2 separate regions of the Mus musculus genome follow, and region 2 is linked to region 1. Evidence: chromatin contacts called from ENCODE Hi-C or POLR2A ChIA-PET data. All regions are on one chromosome and are shown on one strand. The core of a region is the stretch at or near the end of the contact, and the rest is flanking DNA. Distances in the headings are between cores, read along the strand shown.

What was found. A loop is a pair of places that touch in the nucleus more often than their neighbours do. ChIA-PET counts read pairs that join two places held with the same protein, here RNA polymerase II (POLR2A).
Region 2: a loop to region 1 is called in a map of heart, with 2.0 times the contacts of the local background. The contact joins the promoter of Usp19 here to the promoter of Klhdc8b in region 1. A Hi-C loop is called at or near these places in 2 of 37 maps with a recorded cell type or tissue (T-helper 2 cell and heart). POLR2A ChIA-PET finds 5 or more read pairs at or near these places in 4 of 5 experiments (Patski and embryonic stem cell).

The regions. Positions count from the first base shown.
Region 1 is chr9:108,451,518-108,454,362 of GRCm38, reverse strand. Klhdc8b (kelch domain containing 8B) reads left to right here and starts at 1,562. Exons shown (of 6, transcript NM_001359428.1): 1 at 1,562-2,046. It also overlaps a transcript of Ccdc71 not described here.
Region 2 is chr9:108,489,344-108,492,118 of GRCm38, reverse strand. It overlaps Usp19 (ubiquitin specific peptidase 19), which reads right to left and starts at 1,443. Exons shown (of 27, transcript NM_027804.4): 1 at 1,224-1,443. It overlaps Lamb2 (laminin, beta 2), which reads right to left. Exons shown (of 33, transcript NM_008483.3): 29 at 2,745-2,775; 30 at 2,525-2,666; 31 at 2,166-2,342; 32 at 1,914-2,073; 33 at 1,589-1,835. The coding sequence ends at 1,699.

The DNA.
Region 1 (2,845 bases), core at 313-2,812:
AAAAAGCAGATGCTTGTAAGTGGTAAACAGTAGGAAAGCAAGCAGAGGGGGCTTAGAACAGGGACAGTGGGGAACATGAGGACACGAGAACATGGGGTACATACCAGAGCCCCAAGTGAGGAGCAGCCTGAGGATGGGAGACTTGGCACTGAGTGGTAGAGAAGGGCCCTTTAGAGTCTGTGCAGTTTGAGGCCAGTCTTTGCGCCATCATTTCTAGACATGCCCTTCACTTCAAACTGACAACCACTGAGAGAGCTATAGGCTCTATTTAGTCATAAAGAAGGGTTCATCCACATTTTGGACAGTCAGAATTTTGGGCATGCAAAGGCATTAGTACTGTATGATCCCTGGGGATGTGAAGGTGGGTTTCTTAGGTCCCCTTGTTCTTGGGAGCAGTAACAATATAAGACCCATGTTTCTAGTCACCTCCCAGAATCCCCAGGTTGCAGTTACCCACGGTGGTAACTGATGGTACCTCCTTTATTGGCTGCTTTCCTTGGTCTTCTTGCTACTTCTCTGCGGGTGCTTCCTGGCTTCACCTCCTACACTAACCACACACACTTGTGTCACTGCCTCAAGATCTGCGTTGGGAAAATTAAGCTAAACACTGTACACAAAAGGGTCGGAATCAATGAGCAGACACAGACAAGTGCAGGAGCTGTTCACACAAGCTTTCCAACTGGAAGCTTCGGCTGATCAGAATGCTCACAAGATAGGCTGAGCCAAAGTGTGAATCAGAGGTAGGTGGATGCAGCTGGTCTTTGCTACTTTGTGGGTTTTTTTCCCACCCTTCATCCCCCAGTTTCAACCCCTATCACTAGATAGGAGAGAAAGAAGGATAGAGGGGAGAGATAAATAGAGGTCCTTGAATCTAATTTCTTTTGACAACTAACAAACTGCAACTAGTCCCCTCCCCACTGATGGCCAACAACCACCCATCCACCCCCCAGGGCTCTCAAACTTATATCCTCTGAGAAGTACCCAGAATTCCAAACATAACACAATCACAGAAACTATGTGCAGCTGGCAAAACCCTGCTTTTGCTAGAACACAGGCAAATCGTAGTCAGCTGCTGGGAAGCAGCCCCGTATCTCCACACCTGGCATTAAAACAAAAACATATTCCTATACGATTTCTCTGATGTTAAAAGAAATCAAAATTTCAGAATTCTCACTCCAGGGGAGTCTTTGTCACACCAGTTTGCTATCACATGACCACGGAGTTGGCTAGAGATGAGCTCTGTACCCTGAAGATGAACAGTCACCCAACCTCTGAGTAGTAGCCCCAGAGTAGCATTAGGCAGAGAGACTCCTGGCATCTGGCTGATTGTGCACATCCACTGCTCGGATCGAAGCAAAAATAACCTACTTTTCTATAAAGAAGGTCTAGATAGGCCCCAAGGCTAGTACAGTCTGCCCCTCCACCCTACAAGCTGCTAGTCTCCATATACACTAAGGGATCTTTTCTGTGTCCTGCTTTGTGTCATGGTTAGGACAGCTCGGCTGGGCTCCCCAACCAGAGGCCCAGGCTACAGCCCTAGTGGCCTCTAGGGGGCGCCGCTGGGAAGCTTGTGGTTTGGCACCTCCAAGCTCAGTTGTGATGGGCGGACTCCGACCCCTAAAGGCCCCAGGTTCCACTGGCTAGCCCCTGGCTGATTGTACCCAGAGTGGATCCGACTCACAACGACACCCGCCTCCGATCCCACCATACCGGTGTTGTGTTGCTCGCCGCTGCCTCATTTCTATCATCGCCCCAGGTAGAGCCCTAAATCCTGGCCGGCCGGATGTCCATATGCCTGTCTGTTCATTTTGGGTGACCGTGGGTCGGTGCGCCCTACTCCTGCCGTGGCATGTGCAGAGTTAAGGCGGGAGGAGGTTTCCCCGAATCTGGGGAGGGGGGAGCGAGGGGCGGACCCGGTCCAGCCCCGCCCCACGCCGGAGCGGTGCGGGAGCCCCACCAGAGCCCAGCTTCAGCCCTAGCCGGAGCCAGCGGAGGCGGAGGCGGAACAGCGGACCCCGTGCCCTGGCGACATTTGAGATCCAGCAGGTGAGTCCCGCGGGAACCTCGCGCAGGGGAAGTTTGGGGCATGAAGGATAGAACCTTAATTAAACCCACTAGCCAGACCCGCCCCCCACTCTCCTTTGAGTTGGAAGTTTGGGGCCAGGAGGCCGTCCCTGTTAAATCCCGGGACTGAGAGTGGAGACCCCCAGCATACACATAGAGACATAGACACAGAGAGATACACACACAGCAAAAGGGGAGGCTAAGGAATGTGCTCTTGGGTGGGGGGTGTCAGGAATCCAGCCGTTTATTCCTACAGGAAAAGCCCTGGACTCAGGGACCTTCTAATCCTGTGCTCAAGAGATTCTCTACACCAGCCTTTTAAAACCTCCTCAGCAGGGAATCTGCTGGCATCGCCACACCCATAAAGGATGGACTTCAAAGGGAGTGTGGAATCCTGGAGTCTAGCCCCTTTGGGTCTCGCATATGAGACTGGCCTTTTGCTGATATAAATGGTTATACCTTGTAGAAGATCCTTCTTGTAAGGACTACAGGATGAGGGACCCTGATGGCTGGACCCAGGTTGTTGAAGGCACACTAGATGCCAGTGTGTAGAGGATGCAGAACTCTCTTGGAGCACTGAGATAAGACTTGTTGGGACAGGAAGCACGCTAGGATGGAGATTTGGGCTCTATCTTCCCTTCCACTCTAAATTGATCAAGTTACTATTTGCTAGTTCTTAAGGTTGGGGAGGGAAGAATCCCTCATGTTCCCACAAGAACCGAGAACGCCTTCTGGGTACCTGGAATCTATTCTTCCCACTATAGAAGGACCTTCACCAGTA
Region 2 (2,775 bases), core at 194-2,693, 38 kb before region 1:
TCGCCGGCTGCTTAGTCACCGCCAGACAAGTAGAGAGTGAAGGAGTCAGGCAGCAGAGAGGGAGACCAAGGAATAGTCAGAGCAGCAGAAGGGCAGACTCTGAAGCTGAAAACGGCCCCAGGTGCTGCCACTAACCAGAAAGGCTCTGGTACTAAAGCATCTAGTCTGCTTCCTGCCGGCTCCTATTTTTTGCCATAAACCAGCTCCTGAAACTTGATCTTTTGTTTCCACCTAAAGAAGGATCGATCTCTCTCTCCTCAGCCTTAAAGATTAGGAGTGGAGGCGGGTGGTGGTGGCGCACGCCTTTAATCCCAGCACTTGGGAGGCAGAGGCAGGCGGATTTTCTGAGTTCGAGGCCAGCCTGGTCTACAGAGTGAGTTCCAGGACAGCCAGGGCTACACAGAGAAACCCTGTCTCGAAAAAAAAAAAAATGAGGAGTGGACTCCAGTTTTAAGACACGGTGATAGGCTTAACAACGAAACAGACATCACCCCTGTCTCCAGGTTCCTTCCTTCATCATCAGCTCTGAGCCACGGAGGCCTGATCTGTTTCCCACCTGTGTGTGGATTCGGGCTCCCTCCATCCAAAGTGAAGTTCTCAAAACTAGTGAGGGTGGAGATGGAACGTAGACCTAGTACTAGCCCTGGCAGCCTCAAGCCCGGCTTGCGAGACGAAGGAGATTGAACTGTAGCCTGTGTTCCCTTAGGGGAGAGTGGGGTGATAAAAATACCCTTGGACGATAAGAGTGATGAGCGGAATCTTTAGTGACAGTCCGTCCAGGCCTCTGGGCAGAGCACCCGCCGTTTCCTCCTTACACCGAGGCCCGATTCACAGCCGGAATCCCTCCCCCATGCTCTGAAAGCCGTCGAAGCGGCAGAGAAACTATCCGGAGATCCCAGCTGGTTAGAGAAGCTGCGCAGAGTTACTGAACGCAGACCAACGCCCCGGCTAGGATGCTGCCCTCCTCCAGCCTCCGAATCCCAGGCCTGCCACCACCTCCTCCAGGAAGCCACCCTCGCTCGCCGCTAATCCTCTTAAAAACAGAGAGGCCGGCCACAGGGGTAGCATAACGGCTCGGTCGGCATCGGTAGGCCGAGCACGCCGCGAGGCTCGAGATGTCGGGGCTGGCACGGCCCGTGACCTTGAACAGGCCCGCCCCGGGCCAACCTTGCGGCCTTCCCCCGCTGCGGCCAAACCGGCGACTTGAGGCCCACACCACTCACCGAGCGAGACCGCCGCCACCAGCCCTCTTCGGGCCCTGGCAACACGCTCTCGATTCCGGTTCCGGCGTCGGGTCGGTTCCGGTTCCGGCGCGCCCCTCCCCCGTCCCGGCTCCTCCGCCACCGCCGCCTTCGCCGCTGCTTCAGCCGCTTGTTTTGTTTCGACTTCTAGCTACGGCTACGGGAGGCGGGGTGCCGAGCTGATGACGCACTTCCGGCAAGAGTGGGAGCTCTTGGTGAAGGGCAGCTTTGGGGAGGGCGGGAAAGGAAGAGGAGGGGTTCCGGTGCTCGGCCTCTGCTGGTAGCCTACAGCTGATGGCGTGTATAAAGGTCCTCCGCCCCTCCCATCAAAGGCCAGACAACACAGAGGAGGTTCACACAGGTTTATTGAAAGCTCTTGCTAGCCAGGAGCTCTTTAATGTGCGGACGATCGTGTGCAGAACAGTGCTTGGCGACAAGGCTAGGCCCTAGGGAGTGGTCACTGGCAGGTGTTGTAGATCTGGACCTGCAAGTTGATGGCCTGGAGCACACTGCGCATCCTGGCTTCCAGCCCATCCAGCTGGGCCGCTTTGCCCTCCAGTGCACGCTCGTTCTCCTCATATGTGCCCTCCAGCTCTAGAAGGGTCAAGAAATAGTTCAAGTCTTTTCTCACGCAAGCCCACCTTTCTAGCTCCCGCCCACCATGGTCCTCACCCTGTAGCCGCTGCAGCTTATCCTGAGCGGCCTGCAACAGGTCCCGAGCCTCATCCCGCAGTTGTTCTGCCCTGGCTTGTGCAGCCAGAACACCTTCAGCCTTCCGCTCTGCCAACGCCCTCACTGTTTGGTATTGGTCACCTACTTGTTCCCGTAGTTGCTGCAGATGTAAGAGGCAGGGTCGGTATACTAATTCAGTGGAATTCTAACTATAATACCCCTACCCCATCCAGAGGGCTTCGCCCAACCCACTTTCTCAGCCTCCCTGGCACGGCTCTGGGCACTGCCTGCTGTTTCTTCCGCTGTAGATGCTGCCAGGCTATTTCCTGCCCGTTTCAGTTTCAGGGCCTCCAGGAGGGCGTCTAATTGCCGAGCCCGCTCACCGGCAGAGTTCAGAGACTTCTCTGCACCTGCCATCCTCTCCTGGACCTGCCACAGAAAGGCCCAGGTTTAACAAATCCACCTTTAGTACCAGCAACTGAGAAGGAGAAGCAAGTTGATCTCTGTAACTTCCAGGCTGCCCAGGGCTACACAGTAAGACCTCCCTGTCCCAGACAAAGCAAGCCAGATCCTTAGTACATGCCCATCACCTCGTCCTAAGGAAGTCATACCCGCTGCAGGGTCTGCTCTGTGTTTTGTGTGTCAACCACTGCTCCCCAGATGGCACCCTGAGCAGCTCCTTGTGCCCTCTGAGCCTCCTCCAGTGCCGCTTGGACTGTCTCTGCCTTCTGTCTCTCACCCTCGGCCCGGCTCCTGAGGAAGAGGGGAGATCAGGGTCTACAGGTATCAGGACCAGGTTTCAGGAATGGGGACCAGGCTTGGGGGTCAGACCGTGCCCGGTGCGCATCTTGCAGTAGCTGTT